Regions from separate parts of the Homo sapiens genome. Here all the other regions are linked to region 2. A link is a loop called in an ENCODE intact Hi-C map of the cell type or tissue named here. Cell type or tissue: endothelial cell of umbilical vein. All regions are shown on one strand. Links, peaks and the distances in the headings refer to the core of each region. The heading gives the core; the rest is flanking DNA. Region 1 has its middle 92 kb from the start of ALCAM. Region 2 has its middle 14 kb from the start of ALCAM. Region 3 has its middle 74 kb from the start of ALCAM.

Evidence for each region. Hi-C counts contacts between places; a loop is a spot of excess contacts. Peaks named below come from ENCODE experiments on the same cell type or tissue, not always from the same donor. Only the 100,000 strongest peaks of a DNase experiment are listed, where the experiment ranks them.
Region 1: it touches region 2 in a loop (2.3-fold over the local background); 6 of 110 quality-filtered maps call a loop at or near these places.
Region 3: a loop joins it to region 2, with 2.3 times the contacts of the local background. A loop is called at or near these places in 3 of 110 quality-filtered maps.

What each region holds. Positions count from the first base shown.
Region 1 is chr3:105,271,614-105,277,871 of GRCh38, reverse strand. No RefSeq gene overlaps it. Among named protein-coding and RNA genes, the nearest start is that of ALCAM, 92 kb to the left of the region's middle. In endothelial cell of umbilical vein, for the core only: no CTCF peak of the experiment used is centred there; a DNase peak (open chromatin) is centred at 2,761.
Region 2 is chr3:105,349,461-105,355,718 of GRCh38, reverse strand. No RefSeq gene overlaps it. Among named protein-coding and RNA genes, the nearest start is that of ALCAM, 14 kb to the left of the region's middle. RefSeq lists enhancers at 1,755-1,904, 1,945-2,034, 1,623-2,441. In endothelial cell of umbilical vein, for the core only: no CTCF peak of the experiment used is centred there; a DNase peak (open chromatin) is centred at 3,738; H3K4me3 peaks cover 740 bases; H3K27ac peaks cover 3,081 bases.
Region 3 is chr3:105,290,028-105,296,285 of GRCh38, reverse strand. No RefSeq gene overlaps it. Among named protein-coding and RNA genes, the nearest start is that of ALCAM, 74 kb to the left of the region's middle. In endothelial cell of umbilical vein, for the core only: no CTCF peak of the experiment used is centred there; a DNase peak (open chromatin) is centred at 2,685; H3K27ac peaks cover 302 bases.

The sequences.
Region 1 (6,258 bases), core at 720-5,719, 78 kb after region 2:
TGTGTCTCCAACCTACTGGTCTGCCCTAAAGATTTTAAATTTATGACTGTAACATCAGCTCCTGTGTGAGTTGCTAGCCTGCCAGCTGCTCTGTAGATTTCAAACTCGAGACTACAACATTATTCTCGCCTGAGTTTACAGCCTGTTGTCCTGCCTATGGATTTGGGAGTTGTCAACTCCCACAATCACATGAGCCAGTTCCGTAAAATCTACATCTATCTATCTATCATCTGTCTATCTATCTATCTATCATCTGTCTATGTATGTATGTATGTATGTATGTATGTATGTATGTATCTATCTATCTATCTATCTATCTATCTATCTATCATCTATCAGTTATCCGTCTTATCATCCTATTTGTTGTGATTCTCTGGAGAACTCTGATACATGTACTAAAAGTTCCTTTATCCTAGAGATGTTGTGCACATTAAATGAAAATAACATATGTAAGTGTGATGCAAATTGTGTATTTTAGTGCACACAACAAATAATTTAACTCAAATTGGCATACGCAATAAATGTATGTTTATGTTGTAGATTATCATTTTAAAAGATGGGTCTGCCAATACATACTCCACAATTGGTGTGCTGCACCCATTAACTCGTCATTTAACATTAGGTGTATCTCACAATGCCCTTCTTGTAATGTGATATTGACCACTTCCATGGAAATATGGAAGTTTATATTTCCTTTCCCTAAAAAGTGGATACACTTCTCCAAGTAAGAGATGCAACAGAATGAAGCAGAGGAAATCTTACTTGAATTTTGATTAGGTCATAATAGGCAACATAGCTTTCTCTCTCTCTCTCTCTCTCTCTCTCTCTCTCTTTCCCTCCCCCCTCTTTCTCTCCCTCTCTCCCTTGCCTCCCTCCTCTCTCTCTGCATGCTTTCTTTTGGAACCTAGCTACCATGGTGAGACAAAGCCTATTCCACATGGAGAAGCCATGTGTAGGTGTTTCAGCCAGTGATCCCAGCTAGTTCCCCAACTGTCAGCCAGCATCATTGTCCAAATGCACATGTGAATAAACTTCAAATGACTCCAGCTCACAGATATCAAGCTTTGAGTGTTTCAGCTGAGGCCCTCTAATTATGAATCAGATAAGTTATCCCATGGTGTGCAGTCTGAATTTGGACTTATTGAAAACATAAGAGATAATAAATGCTTATTATTATTTTAATAAGTTTTAGGACAATTTGTTATTCAGCAATACATAATGAATACAATTTGCTTTACTGAAAAAAATCAAAAGGTAATATCAAAGATTGGCTATATTTCTCAGCAATTATTTTTCTAAATTCTGGCATCCTTTGTGTCTTGGCTTTATTCACTCATAGAAGAAAATAGCTACATTTGTTCCACTGTTTCACATCTGTATAATATATAGTTCAGAGCAAAGAGGTCACTTTTGTTCAAACATTCCCAGGAGAGAGCCTGACATTAAATATCATCTTGAATCCCATGGACACCCCTCAAATAATCTTGGTATTCAGGAATTTGTAATGTAATTATTGTCATATCTTGATATATTTAGCTCCTCCTCAGAATTGCAAAAATTTTCAAACCTATATCAAGAATTCTCAGGAAAAAAAGAATGGATACTGCGGAAGCTACTACGGATTTGCACCATAAGCATTTGGCATAATATTTCATATATGGAGTTTCTTTTACATGATGGTGATTTTTATTACTTTCTTCTTGAGTTTCTCAAGTATTGGGTCAAGTATTTTCTTATGTATTACCTTGGTATTCATCAGTTACCAAATCTTTTTATTGCTATCTCATTCAAAAGATAAAAACAATGCCATTATCCTCCAATCTTTGCACCTTTAATTTTAAGGCTATTTTTATAAAGCCTAGTAAATGTGCCTATCTCTAACTGAATTAGTTACAACATTCATAGGCTATGTTTAAAATTAAGCCATTCTATACATTCTTTCTGGGAATTGTCTTCAGAATACTTAGCAATGTTGTGTGGCAGCATATGTTTAATGTTGTAAAAGCAGAATTATTTTAGCAAAGATCTGGAACAGTTCTTTAAATTTACAAAAGGTACACCTTACATTGGTCCTAGAATAGCATCTAATAAGTTTAGAAGGAAGATAAGTTGGGGTAAATAACATAAATGCTGTAAGATATGTGGAGTTAGTAGTAAGACTATTTCACAAATTGTGTTCTGAAGAACTTTAGTTTCATGGGAAAAATATTTAGAGGTTAAATATGTTTGGAAATTGCAATGCACTGTATTCCACTTCTAGAAATTTAGAATCCAGATTAACATATTAAAGGCTTCAGAAGTTCTATAGTAAAGGAATTGTTTAATTTTACTAGCCTAGCTTTTCCCAAACAGGTTTGGGAAGAAAAAATGGATCACTTCTGTTTAAGAGATAGTCATCATTAAAGATGGAAATAACATTGTGATGTGTACTAGGGAGTCATATGATAAAATATGATTTATTACTAAAAAAATGAGCCTCAAAGCAAGAAGTTGGTAGTTGAAACCTTAGAGTAGTGAAAGAGGTGAAGGAATGTAGGCAATGTGAATGTCAACTTAAAATAGCAATCTCTAGTTTCAGCTAAGAAGGATTAAACCCACTCCACCCTATTTCTTCCACTGAAAACAACTAAAATTCCTGGACAGATTACACAAGGCAACTATCTGATGACTCTGAAAAGTAAATAATACCAGACAGATTTACTAGAGAAATCAAAATCTGAAAAATGAGCAATACAGTGGTAAGTTTCCTGGATTTGTTTTGTTTTCTTTTGTTGAGACACAAGTTTTGCCATGTTACTCAGGCTAGTTTGGAACACCTCACCTCAAGTGATCCTCCCCCTGCAGCTTCACAAAGCACTGGGATTATAGACATGAGCCATCACCATGTTTCCTGGTTTGTTTTGTTTTTCTTTCCCATATCTCTGGGTTTAGATTTTAGGTGCCCTAAACCATGGAATTTCACTTTGTGCACTGACAAAGAAAGCTCCAAGAAAAATCCTCTTTCATAGCAGAGGACTGGGAAATGGGCTTCTCTGAGATAGAAAATGTACATGTAGGAAAAATTACCATAATTCTTCTTTCCCTTTTTACTCCTCTAGCTCTGACTGGAGGCAAGCCCCATTTATGAAGGTGCATTCCTGTGTTGGCAGGGTGACAGCAGCAGTTGCATAGGTGCTTAAAATTCTGAGAGAAAATTCTCTCTCACCAGATGAATTTGGAAAAGAAATATACATGTTCTGAAGAGTGTCAAGGGAATACCATTATTTTTATTCTCTTTTTTACTCACTACTTTGTCCAGAGGATGATTCAGACATAAGAAGTGTGGACAACATAATGAGTCTGTAGCCAGGGTCTAGGAAAAGAGCCCCTGGAAACCAGAGAGTGTGAGGTAAACTATAGAGAAGAGATAACTGAATATTTTAAATTTATGTATGAAGACTTAGGCTAATCCTTGGGCTGCACTGTGCAACTGAAACAAAGAACCATAGAAATGCTTAGATAATTAAATTATGGTGTACACCACTGCCCAGGTCCCAGGCTTGTCCCTAGGTGATACACGTTGGAAGTGGGCTTGCAAAGCAGCTTACAAAAGCTAAGCTGATATTGGAACCACAACTCACAGAAGGCAGTGATTTGGGAATTATAACCTGAATCTAACTAGTTTGATTGCATGCTAACACAAAAAACAAACTAACAATATTCTCTAGAGGCTTTTTATAGTACTTAGAGTCCCACTATATGTAAAATGTTCCAGAATTATTTGACATACAAAGAACCAGAAAAGCCTTAATTCTCTTAAAAGATGATTATCATATGCCAACCCCAAGATGGCCCTAAGTTTGGAATTAGTCACACCATTTTAGTCCATGAAGTAAGACAAACCCTCTTGAAATGAATGGAAAGGTGAACGTTCTCAGCAAAGAGATAAGCACTACAAATAATCATATGACAATTTTAGACTTAAGAAGATGCAAAAAGAAAAGAAATGTTTATTAGAGGCTCTCAGTGTATATGAGAGAGTGTATATTTTGAATTTGAATATAGGTCAATACAAATTATTCAAATTGTATAGGAAAGAAAAAAATAGCATAGGAATAAACTGAGTCTTGAAGACTTGTGGAACAATATTAAAAGGTCTAACATTGATGTCATTGGAGATTGAGGAGAGAGGAAAGAGCCCGGTGCAAAAAATAAAAGAAATACTATTTTAAAACATCTCACATTAAATAAAGGACATAAAAAATTTACAGAATCAAGAGGCTCAATGAACCCCAGCAATATAAGCAAAAAATAAAATCCTATATACATAAAAATCAACTGATGAAAACAAAAGATAAATAAAAAATTAGTAGTCATTGAGACCAGAAGAGAGTGAAACAATATTTTTAACATGATAAATACAAATAATTGTCAACCCAGAATTCCATAACCAGTAAAAACATCTGTTAAGAATGAAGGTGAAATAAAGACTTTATTAAATGAAAGAAAACTAAGGTAATTCATTGGCAGCAGACCTTCTCTAAAGAAAAAAAGCTAAATATCTTTTGGCTGAAGAAAAATAATAAAAACATAAAAATTAAAGAATGAAGGAAGAGCAGTAGAAATAATACATGTATGAGTAAATATAATCCCTATTTCTATTCTCTTTAGTTTCTTAAACTATTTATAATGCTTGAGAGCAAAAACATCATATTGTATAATGGAGTTTACAATTGTGTGTGTGTGTGTGTGTGCCTGCTCATTTGCGTATGTGTGTATATACACATACATAGACACACACACACACACATATATATGTGATTCATATACATTAGTTTTCTATTGTTGTCATAAAATTACTACAACTTTGGTAACTTAAATAATACAGATTTATTATCTTATAGTTCTGTACATCAGAAGTCTGACATGCGTCTCACTAGGCTAAAACCATGGTTTTGGTTGTATTCTTTCATGGAGCCTGTACAAAACTATTTTCTTGCTCACTCAGGGTGCTAACAGAATTCAGCTTATTGTGATTGTAAGACTGAAGTCCCTATTTCTCCTTTTGATGTCAGGTAAGAGCTGTTCCCGGCTTCTAGAGGATGTCTACATTCTTTGGATCATGGTCCCTTTCTGTCATCTTCAAAGTCAGCAACAGTGAGTCAGGTCCCTCTCACACTTCAAATCTTCCTCTTTCTTTTTTTTCATTACATCTCTTTGACAGCAGCCAGGAAAGGATCTCAACTTTTAAGGATGCATGTGATTAGACTGAGCCCATCCAAACAATCTGGGATAAGATTTAGGTCTTTGTTTTAGTCTATTTGGGTTGCTATAACAAAATGCCCCAGACTTGGTAATTACAAATAATACAAGTTTATTTCTCACATATCTGGAGGCTTGAAAGTTCAAGATCAAGGTGCTGGCAGATTTAGTGTGTGCCGAAGCATTGTTCTCAGGGTGCTTGGATCCAGGATGCTTCCAAGATGGCACCTCGTTGCTGCATCCTCCGGAGAAGAAGACAAACGATGTGTCCTCACACTGTGGAAGAACAGAAAAGCAAAAAGGGACAAATGCTGTGTCCTCACATGGAAAAAGAAACGGAAGTCCCAGGCAGCTTTCAAAGGTCTCCTTTATAAAGGAACTAATCCCATTGGTGAAGGCAGATCCCTCATGACCTAGTCACCTCCCAAAAGCCCCACCTCTTAATACTATCTTCTTGGGGTTGAAGTTCTAACATATAAATTTTGGAGGGACATTTACATTCAAACCACAGTAGTCCTTAACTTTAATCACACTCACAGAGATCCTTTTGCCTTGTAAGTTTACTTATTAATAGGTTTTGAGATTCAGGGTGTGAATATTTTTTTGTGTTGGGGAGGGGGCATTATACTGCCTACTACCTCATAGGAAATTACAGCATAAAGGGAGAGAGGTTAACAGGACCTATATGGTTATAAGATTTTTATCATTTACTTGAAATTGTAAATATTAATTTTAATAGACTAATAAGTTATACATATATATTGTAATTCCTAGAGCAATCACTAAGTTATATATAACACACACACACACTCACACACACATGAAAAATGGTTATAGGTAAGTTAAAATAAAATATGTATCAGATATCTACTGCTTCATAATAAATTATTCCAAAATTTAATGGTTTAAGACTGCACACATTTGTTATCTTACCATCAAGAAATCTATCCAGGTTGGAGTCTCATGTGAAGGCTCAACTGGGAAAGCTCACATAGTTCTTGTCAGAGTTCAGTTACT
Region 2 (6,258 bases), core at 666-5,665:
TACCATGGCAGCCTTTCTCAACCGTTTAATTACATATGTGGTTCCCTCAGCCTGAATGTACCTCCCACTCCCATCCCTTTGACTGGGTTACTCCCACTCATATTTCAAGACCCACCTCACATGTCAAATTGTCTGTTAAGCCTTTCCTGATTCCCCTAGGCAGTGTTAGTCACTGCTGCCACTGTATTTCTACAGCTTTAGCACTTACCTCTTTGATACATTTATCTGTTTACAAGTCTGACTCCTCCACTAAAACAGTGACTCCTTAGAAGGGATGTACCACAAGTCTGGAGTCAGACTGTCTGGTTTACAACCCCCTGCATCAACACATGTTAGATGTGTGCATTTGAGGAAGCTTCTTAGCTTCTTTAATCCTCAGTTTTCTCACCTACAAAATGGAGCTAATATGCTGCTGATCTCAGATAATCCTTATATTATTGAAATGACAAAACACATGTAAAGCTCCTACGTCAATGTCCGGCATATATTAAGGACTTAGTTAATATTACAAAAAATGGTGATGATAAAGATGGCTATAATGGAAGAGATAGTAAGGCAGTGGGAGGAGAGAAGGTGATGCAATAGAAACCTCATTTATGTTTTTAGCACCTTGGCCTCTTCTCAATGTCTAGCCCATAGTAAGTGCTCAATGCATGTTTGCTGAATGAATGCTTGTGTGATACAACTTTACAACACAGCCAAAATGTCAAATTCCAGCTCTTTTCTCATATCTGATTCAAGGAAGTTGAATTAACTTTTTGGATGCCAGAAACTCAAGTTCTAACAAAGAGGAGAAATTAGATGAGGAAAAAAGAAGAGGGGGGAGAGAAAATGGCAACAGCTGGGTTGGAGGTGCAGAATATAAGTATATAAGTCAAACTAACCTCCTTCACAGCTTTGCCTCAGCATTTTACATGGTTTTACTGCTGGGGACTGAAATAGGCTTTAAAGAAAAGAGTGAAGATGTGCGGATTCCAAATCTAGAGAGCAGCTCCACCATAGGGACCAACCCAGGGTCTAAAGACAGTCAAAGCCAAATTCCTTTGATGTTCTCTGAGAGCCTGCAGGCAAAATAGCAACTCAGCAAGGGTTTGGAATGCAAGTGGCATGGAATGAAAATGTGTGTTCCTGTTACAGGGCCAAGGAAGGGAAGGACAAACCTCACCTATTAAAGAAATCCCTGGACTGGAAAGGACTGGAACATTGGGAGTGGAAGTCCACATTAGCGGAATAGTATGTTCTGAAGGCATTTGAGCAGATGAAAACCTGATACACGAGACATAAAACCTGAGGAAAATTATTTCATGGGAACGGTAAAAATGGTGGAGAGGGTAAATTGGGCAAGGGAGAAGAACGGAGGAGAGGGAGAGGGAAGTGCTGCTGAACTTATTTCAAAGAAGAAGAAGAAAAAAAATGATCTCTTGTTTTTCATTAAATAATGGATGCTCTCCAGGCCAGCCAGAGTCGCGGCTGATTCTGTTTTGCGCTCAGTGGAGGAAAAATCAAACCAAACCAAAACATAAAACAAAACGGGAAAAGATGAGCGTTTCCTTTTCCTCCTCCCTTCCTCCAACCGAGTTCTTCCTTCAGCCCCAGGGCCCGCGAGGGGGAGGTCTTTTTCCTTTGCTGCCCGAGGTTTGCGTCCTTCCGGGGCCCAGCAGCCCGAGATGCGTTTGGTCCCGAAACCCGACAGGCGGGGAAGCGGGCTCAGTCTCTCCCTCCTGGTTTTCTCTCTCCTCTTCTCTCCGCTGCTCTTCTCAGTGGGCACTTGCTCTGTCGTGCGTCTCCGCACCCGGCGGTTCGGAGCAAGGGCCATTGATACTTCTGGGGGATTGGGAGGGTCCCAAATGGTACACCAATCCTTCCTCTACAAGGAACCGTGTCTTTATGAGCGGAGAGTGATTTCGATGGCCGAGGACCCTTGTCCTGCATCCCGCGGAGCTGACCCAGGACCGCTGGGTGGGCGGCGCTCTAGCTCTGGATGCGCTGTCTCGGAGCTTTCCCGGAGGAGGCTGAGGCGACACCGGCCCCCGGGTAAACTATGGCTCCTGCCTTGTGTAGAGGAGATCTTGGTGAGGTTGTGGTTCCCGCAGATCGTCCTGGGATTCTGTTCCTCCAAGTGAAAGGCCAAAGCCCTGCCTTGTTAATAAATCATAAGCCGCTGACTCATTTCAGGGAAGTGGACAGACTGACTTAGGTAGATGAGTGTCACAAATATGTTAAACAAAATTAGCAAATACAGGCCGGTCTCTTGCCATTATCACTGGCAAGATGAAGTCCAAGGTTTTCCCATATATTTTTCTGGGGATATTCCTGGTACCTTCCACCCCAATAAACGTATATTATAAATGGCACTGTATTCTTGATAGTGTTGTTTAGAAACGATGATTGCACTTAAATCAATAATATGAACCTACCAAAATTAAATACAACTGTTTCTAGTTAAAAAGAAATCCACAGCAATCAAGAATGCATAAGTTCGCAAATTCTGATAATAGAATTGCTCCTCTAGAAACTGTGGACAGGGTTGTGAAATGCATGACTACAGCTGAGTGGATTGCACAGCGAAAGGCCTGTTCAAGTCTGAGGGCTTCTGGGGGATTGTTTTGTATGTAGGTGAGAACGCTGATCTCTGCACAATTGATACATAGAAAGTTATTGAATTGATGTGGGAAACAAAATCATAAGAAATCCTTTGGCAATATCTGAAAGGTAGCATTTAATTCTCTGTCATTCAAGAAAAAGGAGCAGTTCAGCTTTCAAAATGTATCCACATTATACAGTCAGCCAAAAAAGTATAATCCCCATTCAAGCTATTAGAGTACAACATAGGGTGACAGTGGGATTTTTAGCTTGGTTAAAGCAAATAAAATACTGTAGAAGGAATGAAATCAAACTTGTTGAAACTTGGATTTGCAGAAATATAAGGCAGCTTGGAGAAGATGAATACAGGTGGAAAATGACCTTTTGATTATGTTCAGGAAGGCATTAGAATGTCAGGAGAAATGCTGGAAAGGAGATTTATTGCCGTAAGCACAGTTGACAAGTTCCATTTTGTCGAGTCTCTTGGATGGAGGAAGGAAACCAGCATTTCAGGAGGTGATTAAAAGAGCCCTGCAAAGTCTTCAGTAATCCAGGGAGACCCAAATACAGAAGAATTCTGTTGCCCCTAGTCTGTTTAGAGACTCGAAGAACCCTACTATTGGGTTTCCACCACAGATATGCTTATTCCTTGTCAGAATGTTTGTACTAGATACATTGTATGACTTATAAGATGGACTGGACCAACATATGTGTGTATCTTTCTTTCTTTCAATAGAAAATTTCTTCCCTCTCTTCTTCCTTCTTTCTTTTTGTCTGTATTTGTATTTTTACATATGTGTGTATATATATATATATATACACACACATCTGTGACTATATATGTATATATATATAAATATATGTGTGTGTATACACACACACACACATGCACACACACACACACACACACACACATATATATTCAGAGACCCAGAGAAGAAGAGGGGATCGAAAATATAAATTATTTTTTGTGATAAGATGAAGCTACATGTATATACTCTTTTACATTTTGAAGACTGCATTCATATTCAATGACTCATTAGAGACACACATCCACATTTTTGTGGCCAACAGGTCTAATATTAGAATTCCCATTTTAAAGATGAGGAAATGAGGATAAAATAAGAGAAGTGATGTGTCTAATGCCCTTTTCATTTTGCTACAAGACCTTTCACAATACTTGTGATTCATAAGCATGAACTAAATCCACATGAGCCTCAACACATCCCCCTTTCATGACCATTTTCCTTCTCTTCTTTTTAATTTGCATATTTGGTTAAAATCCTATACGATTTCAATAATTCTCCATATATACCAACTTTCTTTGCTTTATTTTTCTCATTAGCCCTTATGACTATTTAGCATACCTTAAATTTTACATGTTCATCTTTTTTGTGTGTTGCCTTTCTGCCACAGAAAATACACTCAAAAAATATAGGAAATTATTTTTAGGGGTAATTATTTTTAGGAGTAGGGGAATACTATTTTCTGCTGTGTCTCCAGTGTCTAGAAAAATGCTTCACAAATAGTAAACACTCCATAAATATTTGTTAAATCAAGCCGTTCATGAATGACTCCTTACAAATTGTCCATTTGGATCTAATTACCATCTTTCTGCGAATGCTTTCTGTAAGGAAAGAGTGGTATTAATTACTTGCAAGAAAAATAATGAAAGTAAGCTCATTGCAAGACTCTTGATACTTGATGGGGGAAATGAAATTCTTTCTTTGTTTTCCTTAGTTCTTTCTGACTATTAACAAAATGCAGTGTTTGGAACCTCATATGACATGGCCAAATGATGCCTCTGCTAAGGCAAGAAAAATTTTTATGAGTCTCATGTCTTTACTGCCTTCTACTCCTCATCACCTTGCTCTCACGTGTATATAAACTTCAGGCAATATCCCTTGTCTACGATCAGCCAGGAATGTATTTTCCCTGGACCAGTGCCTTGCACATACAATCTTTCCAGACTTTTCCCTTCCTTATTAAGTTTTACCTGTCCCTTTTCCCATTTCTTCCACTGTCTACTTTCGTTACTGTTTTAGCTTCCAAGATAATATATTTCAATTTTGTTGGAATCAAGTAGCCTCAGAATTGGATGGACACACAGTACGGCTTCTCTCCCAGTACAGCAAATCTTTTTTACAGGATTGACAAGTGAGAAGCAGTGTGGGTGAGAACTCTCTCTCTGAACACAAGATAGATGTGCTTTCTGCCTTTTACAAAGGCAATTATTTAACCTTTTAAACTTCAAACTCTTTATGTAGAGAATAATGACAAAGTAGTTCTCATCTTCTAGGGCTGCTGTGAGGGTTAAATGGGAAAATGCAGGCAGAGTGCATGGAATATTCCTTGTCAGTAGTAAGCACTAATACATATTAGCTAATACCAGTAACATCCTTGATAAATTATCTTTCAGATTCCATTTCAGTGCCATCAGTATTGGGGAAGGAGACCACTACTTTCCTGAGTTAATCAGTTCTTTTTAAGACAAATTCTCCAACTGCTATTAAGATTCTTTTTAATAGACTTAGTCTATTTCCTTATAACTTCTGTCCATTGGTTCTTGGTGTTTACTTAGAGAAATATAGACAAAATATGTGTCACCTCTTTGATAGGGCAATGTTTAAAATTTTTAAACACAATTATTATGGCCTATCAACGTCTACTCGATTGCATTCTAAGATTTCCCAGTCACATCAACTGTTGTATATGTATACACACACACACACACACACACACACACACACACACACAGTGGTTTCCCACCCTGACACCAACCTGACTGCTCCTCTTGTGATAAACTCCAGTTTGCCTATGTACCTCTTCAAGAGTAGCATTGAAATTTGATGCAAGAGCCTAATTGTTATCTAATTAGTACAAGCCACAGGGGAGATATTATCTCTCGAGTTCTGGACATTGTATTCTTAATGGAGGCTGAGATTTCATTAGATTTCTTAGCAACCTTGTCACGTTGTTGGGGGCATGTCTAGCTTGTTAACCAAAAGTTAGAACTCCATGTCTCTTTCATATGAATCACTGATGAACTAGCCTGTTCTGTACATGAGTAACTAAGAATGTGTCTAACACCAATGTCTAGCATTTATTCCCACTAAATCTCACTAAGGAAACTTCTGGAGATGATACCTTCAACCTGCTCTTCACAAACTTCATTTTTCCCTTCTCAATACTGATGAATGATGGTATTCACATAAACTACAAATGCTCATAGGCACACCCATGATTATTTGGAATTCCCATCTGCCAGTTGTAACTCCACCCTTTACTCTTCTGTGGAAAAAAGCATATCAGAACTTAAGTGAGTCAACTAATGAACTAAATTCAAAAGGTAATGGCCTAAAGCTTTTTGAAGAACTTAGGTGAAAATCTTTATTATATTGGGGAAGAAAATAATTTCTTATGCATTGTCAAAACAAGAAAGAAAGCACAAAAAATAAAAGAAGAATCTAACACATTTGACTTCATTAGGATAAAAACCTCACCAAGATATCATAAAGAGAATGAAAGATATTTGCAAAAAATGTAATGGACAGAAGACTAGCCCTTTCACCCAAATTATAAAGAACTCTTCTAAATTACTAAGGAAAAGACAATCAAATAGATAAATGGCCCAAAGACTTAAACATGTGCTTCATAGAAGAAGAAATCAAATCG
Region 3 (6,258 bases), core at 803-5,802, 60 kb after region 2:
CGTGGCTCACGCTGGGTGCTGTATACCGGAGCTGTTCCTATTCGGCCATCTTGGCTTCTCCCATTAGAGGAATTCTTTACCTCTGATATCATGATACCTAGAATTTTCAAGTGGCTTTGTTTATAGTTCCTATGTCTCTATGGAAATTACCTCTCTGTTCATACATGTTGTCCTCCCCCAACTAGATGTTTTAAAGTGTCCTTTGCAGTTATTTTAACACTTCTGTTTGATAGTTCCAATGTTTGCATAGTTTCTTGGTTTGGTTCTGTTGTTTTTTTGTAGGAATGAGTAATTTTTCTTTCTTTTTTTTTTTTTGGTGTGTGTTTCACAGTTATTGACTGTATGTCACCTTTTTTGTAAAAAAAAAAAAAAAAAGGATAAAAGATATAACAAAGGATATAGCATTTGCCTGGAAATCAGCATACCTTTGCAAGTGGCAGATTGTTGTTGCTTTTTTTTAACTTTTAAGTTCAGGCATCTATGTGTAGAATGTGCAGGTTTATTACATAGGTAACCGTGTATCATGGGGGTTTGTTGTACAGATTATTTCATCACACATATATTAAGCCTAGTATCCATTAGTCATTTTTTCTGAGCCTCTTTCTCCTCCTACCCTCTGCCCTCTGGTGGGCCCCAGTGTGGATTTTTCCCCTTCATGTGTCCATGTGTTCTCATTGTTCAGCTCCCACTTAGAAATGAGAACATGTAGTATTTGGTTTTCTGTTCCTGTGTTAGTTTGCTAAGGATAATGGCCTACAACTCCATTCATGTCCCTGCAAAGGACATGACCTTGTCCCTTTTTATGGCTGCACAGTATTCCATGGCGTATATGTACCACATTTTCTCTATCCCGTCTGTCATTGATTGGCATTTAGGTTGATTCCATGTCTTTACTATTGTGAATAGTGCTGTTGTTGCTTCTTAATCATTTGTTCTGAGGCCCATGGTAGTGATGCAAAAGTTTCTCAGTCAAGTCTTGGTCTTAGGCTGTCACTGTATTCTTGGACTTAAGGGTTAACACATTGTCAACATTTTTGCACATTCTCTCTCCTCTTCAACCCCTATAGCAGCTGAACTCTGTTTTGCATCATGGAAGGCCTTGCACAGGAACAAATTTTCTACCCCTTTCCTAACATTAGTGGCACTCTGCTTTGTATCTATGCGGAATCCTTGACCCAAGCAGTTTCCTATCCTTCTGCAGTAGTAGAGGCTTTTCCTTCTATTCCTCCTTCACAGGAAGCATACCTTCGGGTGGGACCAGTAGCAGATCTTTCAGCTCTTTCCTCAGTTGCAATTGGCTCTTGCTTATACTCCTCCCTCAAAAGCAGCAAATATTTCCCTTGTTCCCAGGAGTTGAAAGGATTTCCTGTCTTTCCAGCAGCAGTCTATGCTTTTGCTTTTTTTGAGAGAAGAGACTGGAAAGCAGGTGAGATTTTGTGCCTGTGTGCCACTGAGAAAGCCTTTCTCTGGCCTTTGGCTCTGTCCCTAACCTTTCTTACGAACGTCCTGTGGATTCTGGAAAAGAGCTGGTGAGTAGGTGCAAACTTCTGAGGCTTATAGGCATTGTAAACTTTCATGCTAACCATGCTTCACTCTTATATAATCATTATAATTTCAGCAGTTTTTTCTTACCCATTTTTCATGGTTACTACCTCTTCTTTCCACATTCTGTGAAAAGAAAACTTCCTATGTTATATCACTGCTTACAGGGATTCGCCAACCTTGAAATTTGATTCATGTAGTTGGCTTGCAATCTCAACTCTCTGATGGGCTCAAGAATAGTTTTGATGATAGAGAGAATCCTGCTCTTTTTTCTTATTAGAGGAGCAACATTGTTCTTTTGTAGCTTTCCATGCCCCAGGCATAGTGAAATTTACCATGTTCTGTTCTTGAAATAAGTTTTCAGTATAAATTATATCTCATTTTGTATGCTGTGCTCTATAAAATTTTAGTTATATCATTATTTGACAAATTTCATCATGCCTTGAATAATTGATATGTATAAATAATATTCATAGGATAACTTTTTTTGAAATAACTTTAAACTTTATCATTTGTGCAAATGTGTGTTTTTAAATATGTTGTTTTCCTTCAAAGTGAAGAACATTCTCCCAAGAATTCCCATTCATTGTCAATTCAATAGTTATTGAGCAGTATGTGCCAGGGATTATGCTAGGAACTTTTATAGTATATGTATTTTATATAAACATCAGCTTCTGAATGAAATTTTGTTTTGGATGATATATTTTGACTGTTTGTGTTTGTTAGGAGAAAAGAAGCACATGAATGGCCAGAGATGCATTTAACTGTGAATAATGAGAAACTGCATTCTAGGATCCTATCATGTGTCTCTAAAAATCCTTTTTTTAATTCGAAAGAAGATCAGTTTATTTTGTAATGCTTCTTAAGAGTAAGGAGTGAATAATTTGAAAGCTGATAATTAATAAAGTTTGAACTACCTGGATTTTAATAACTTCTAGCAGAGCTGTTCCATTTATTAATGTGAGTACTTGATATCTGATTTTATTGTTATTTTTAATGAAAAAATGTTTTTTGCCCCACAAGTTCCTGTGTTAACTGTTATGACAGGTTACACAAATAATGACTCAGATTTTATCTTCAATAAGCCTGCTTTCTGGGAATGACTATAAAATAGATACATTAAAAATTTAAAAAAGGAAGTTTTATAACAATAGTACTGTTAAGTAGTTATATAGATTCAGAGAAAGCAAAGATAACTGGAAAGAAAAAAAGTTTTGTGGAGGTGGTGGCACTTGAGCTCCACTTGAAAGCTGGACAGGATTTGGAATATGTAAGAATGGGTGAGACAGGAGAGGTGCGAGATGTTTAAAAAGACGAAAGTGCTTGGCCTATTAGCAAGGCAAGCTGTAAGGCAATTTTAATAACCTAAGCTGGAAAACTGTGTTGTACTTAAATAATGGAGAATTTTGTATGTTAGGCTAAGTTTCTGGAATTAATATCATAGGCTATTGGAGACTTTGGAGCACAGAAATAATATAATCAGGGTTCAGTTTCAGGATGATTAACTTTGGTAGCAATGTGGACTGAAAGGAGGAGAGATTGGAAGTGTTGGGAACAGTCGTTGGCTGTATATACATCACAAGAAAGAGGTGAACAACGTTTGACTATCGTACGGAGAGTGAAGTGAGAGAAACACGTATAAAAATATTTTAGAGATAGAATCTGGCAATTAGTATTTGCTTAATACAAACTAAAAAAATAGTGTTCTGTCAGGTGTTGTGACTAATGCATAATGATCCAGAAGAATCAAGGAACTTATGATATGCTACATCACATATTTGTACATAAAGGTAATACAAAGCAGAATGTGATTAGAAACTTTAAAAGGTTACATAGAACTATAAGGATGCGAGTTGGAGAACACTCATATATCTCATCTTCCTTCAAACTCCCGTTGGAAAAATATATAAATTAAGAAAAATAATAAAGCCCAAATTACTAAAAAAAAGAAAGGAAGCCAGAAGACAGTAGAAATCTTGGAAAATAGAATTTGGAATACAGAACCAGTAGGGAAAACCATTCAGGAAACACAATAACCTGAAGCATTAGAGGTGTGAGCTATTATTTCCAAGGTTGCCCAAGAGGAAAACCTAGTGCTGTCAGCTTTACCATTTATGAGTGAGTCCTGTTAAGGAAATAGACGTACACAACTCTAAATGAAATATGTGCCATCTATCTATTCCCATTAACAGCCCTTGATGCATCAGTATGAACAAACTCTTGGGGAATATTCATAGCATAAATAAGAATATTCAAGTAATTCCTTGGAAGAGGTAGGAGAGAACTTAAAATCATCTGGGAGATTTGAGAATGTATTTCAGTAGTAAAACTAGAAAAGACTGCAATGAGAATGAAGCAGAAAATATAAAGAGGTCTTTGAAATTAAAAATTTGGTTACCAATATTAAAAATACAATTAATGAATAGATGCAATAATAGACTGATTAGGGCTAATGACCAAACTGGTAATCTGGAAGTTAAAACGAAGGAAATCTCTCATAACATAGGTGAAAATGCCAAAGAGCAGGAAAATATGAGAGAAGGGTAATACGCTAATGAGGATGTTCTACAGGGCCAACATCTTGCTTGTAAGTATTCCAAAATCAGGGAAAAAAGGCAATGTAGGGGTAAGCATGGTTTTTATAATTAAAGAAATGTCTCCCATTAATCCTAAAATTTTTAACCATAAAAATATTTCTTGAAAATATAGCCTGGAAACATGAAAAAAAAGTGAATGCAAGATTAACTTGGACTTCAGATTAGGAAACTGACTTCTGATTGTCACTTGGAAAAAGCAAAGAAAAATAAAACAACAGAATTAACTGATCAACAATGGAACAGGAAATAGCGGAGAGTTGTGGAGGGAAAGATGTGCAAGGCAAACAGAAGAAGGAGTTAAAGCAAACAGGGAGTTTAAGTTCTTGGAAGAATAGTGGAAAGTCAGGAGAAGGAGCTGGGGTTATAAAATAGAACCGTAGCTAACATCTCCATTGCTTCTTTTATGGTTTTCCCAAAGTGTTCCCAATTGGCTGATTCTGTGTTGTTACTAAAAAGTCTCACAACGAACCATGAAAATTAAACATATTTTATTTTTAAAATTATATGAGTATTTCATAAAGTTGTCTATGTGGTAAATTATAATCCTTGCCACCCACAGGTAGCCACTGCTATTTTTAGTGTCCTTTTAAAAAAATAAATTGTCTTTACTGATGCCATGTATCCTGCTTTTTACACAATCACATTTTTAATTGTTATGAACCCCCTCAACAAACTTAATATGTAATGTCTGTATGATATTCCATTTCACATATACTACATAATTGGGATAGCTGACTTCTAACTTAAACAACGATTAGTTGGATCAGAAAATGATGAATGTTCATTATCAGAAAAAATCGAGTTGAAAAATTTGTTGTTAACTACTGAGATATTAAAACCATAATTTGCGAATTTTAGGAAAAGTTGAGTGTCTCTGTGTGAGTGATCACTTACAGATAAGAACATTATGTGTTAACCCTGTAAAACTTAGAAAATGATCTTGATAGTTTTAAAAACATTTGACTGCTTTAGGTTAGGTTGCACCAACTCAGTCTCACTATTTTTCTGATCCAAGGTTACGTGCTAGTAGACTTGTCTTTCTGATTTTTGTATCCTCTGCTTTTGGCAGTAAAGCAATTTGATAGAGAAACGTTGGCTTGATTTTGCCCTAACCAACTTCAAATCCCAATTCCCTAATTACCTGAAAACCCATAGTAATTCATTTAACAGGTATTACATTGTTTCCAGTTTCAGAATATAAATAAAATTACTCTGAATATTTGTGTGTGTAAGTCCTTATTAAGCTATTAGTTTACGTCACAAGAAAATATTCATAAAAAAAGGTTTTGTCAAAGTTGTTATACATTTGCTGATCATTTTCTTTAAAAATATATATACCAGATTTTCTTCTAGGGTTTTTATAATTTTGTGTTTTACATTTAAGTAAATCTTGATTTAATTTTTGTATAAGGTGTCAGGAAGGGGTCCAGTTTCAATTTTCTGCATATGGCTGCCTGGTTCTCCCAGCACCACTTATTAAATAGGGAATCCTTTCCCCATTACTTGTTTTTTGTCAGGTTTGTCGAAGATCAGATGGTTGTAGATGTGTGGTCTTATTTTTGAGATCTCTCTTCTGTTCCATTAGTCTGTGTGACTGTTTTTGTATCTGTACCATGCTGCTTTAGTTACTGTAGCCTTGTAGCATAGTTTGAAGTTAGGTAACATGATGCCTCCAGCTTTGTTCTTTTTGCTTAGAATTGTCTTGGCTATACGAGCTCTTTTTTGGTTCCATATAAATTTTAAAGTAGTTTTTTATAATTCTGTGAAGAATATTAATAGTAGTTTAACGGGAATAGCCCAGGAATACCATTTGACCCAGCAATCTCATTACTGGGCATATAGTCAAAGGAACACACATCATTCTATTATAAAGATACATGCATATGTACGTTTATTACAGCAATATTCACAAAAGCAAAGACATGGAATCAACCCAGATGCCCATCAATGATAGAAAGGATAAAGCAAATGTGGTACATATACACCATGGAATACTATGCAGCCATAAGAAGGAACAAGATTGTGTCCTTTGCAGGGACATGGAGGGAGTGAGAAGCCATTACACGGTAACATAAAATCAAACACTGCATGTTCGCATTTATCAGTGGGAGCTGAACAA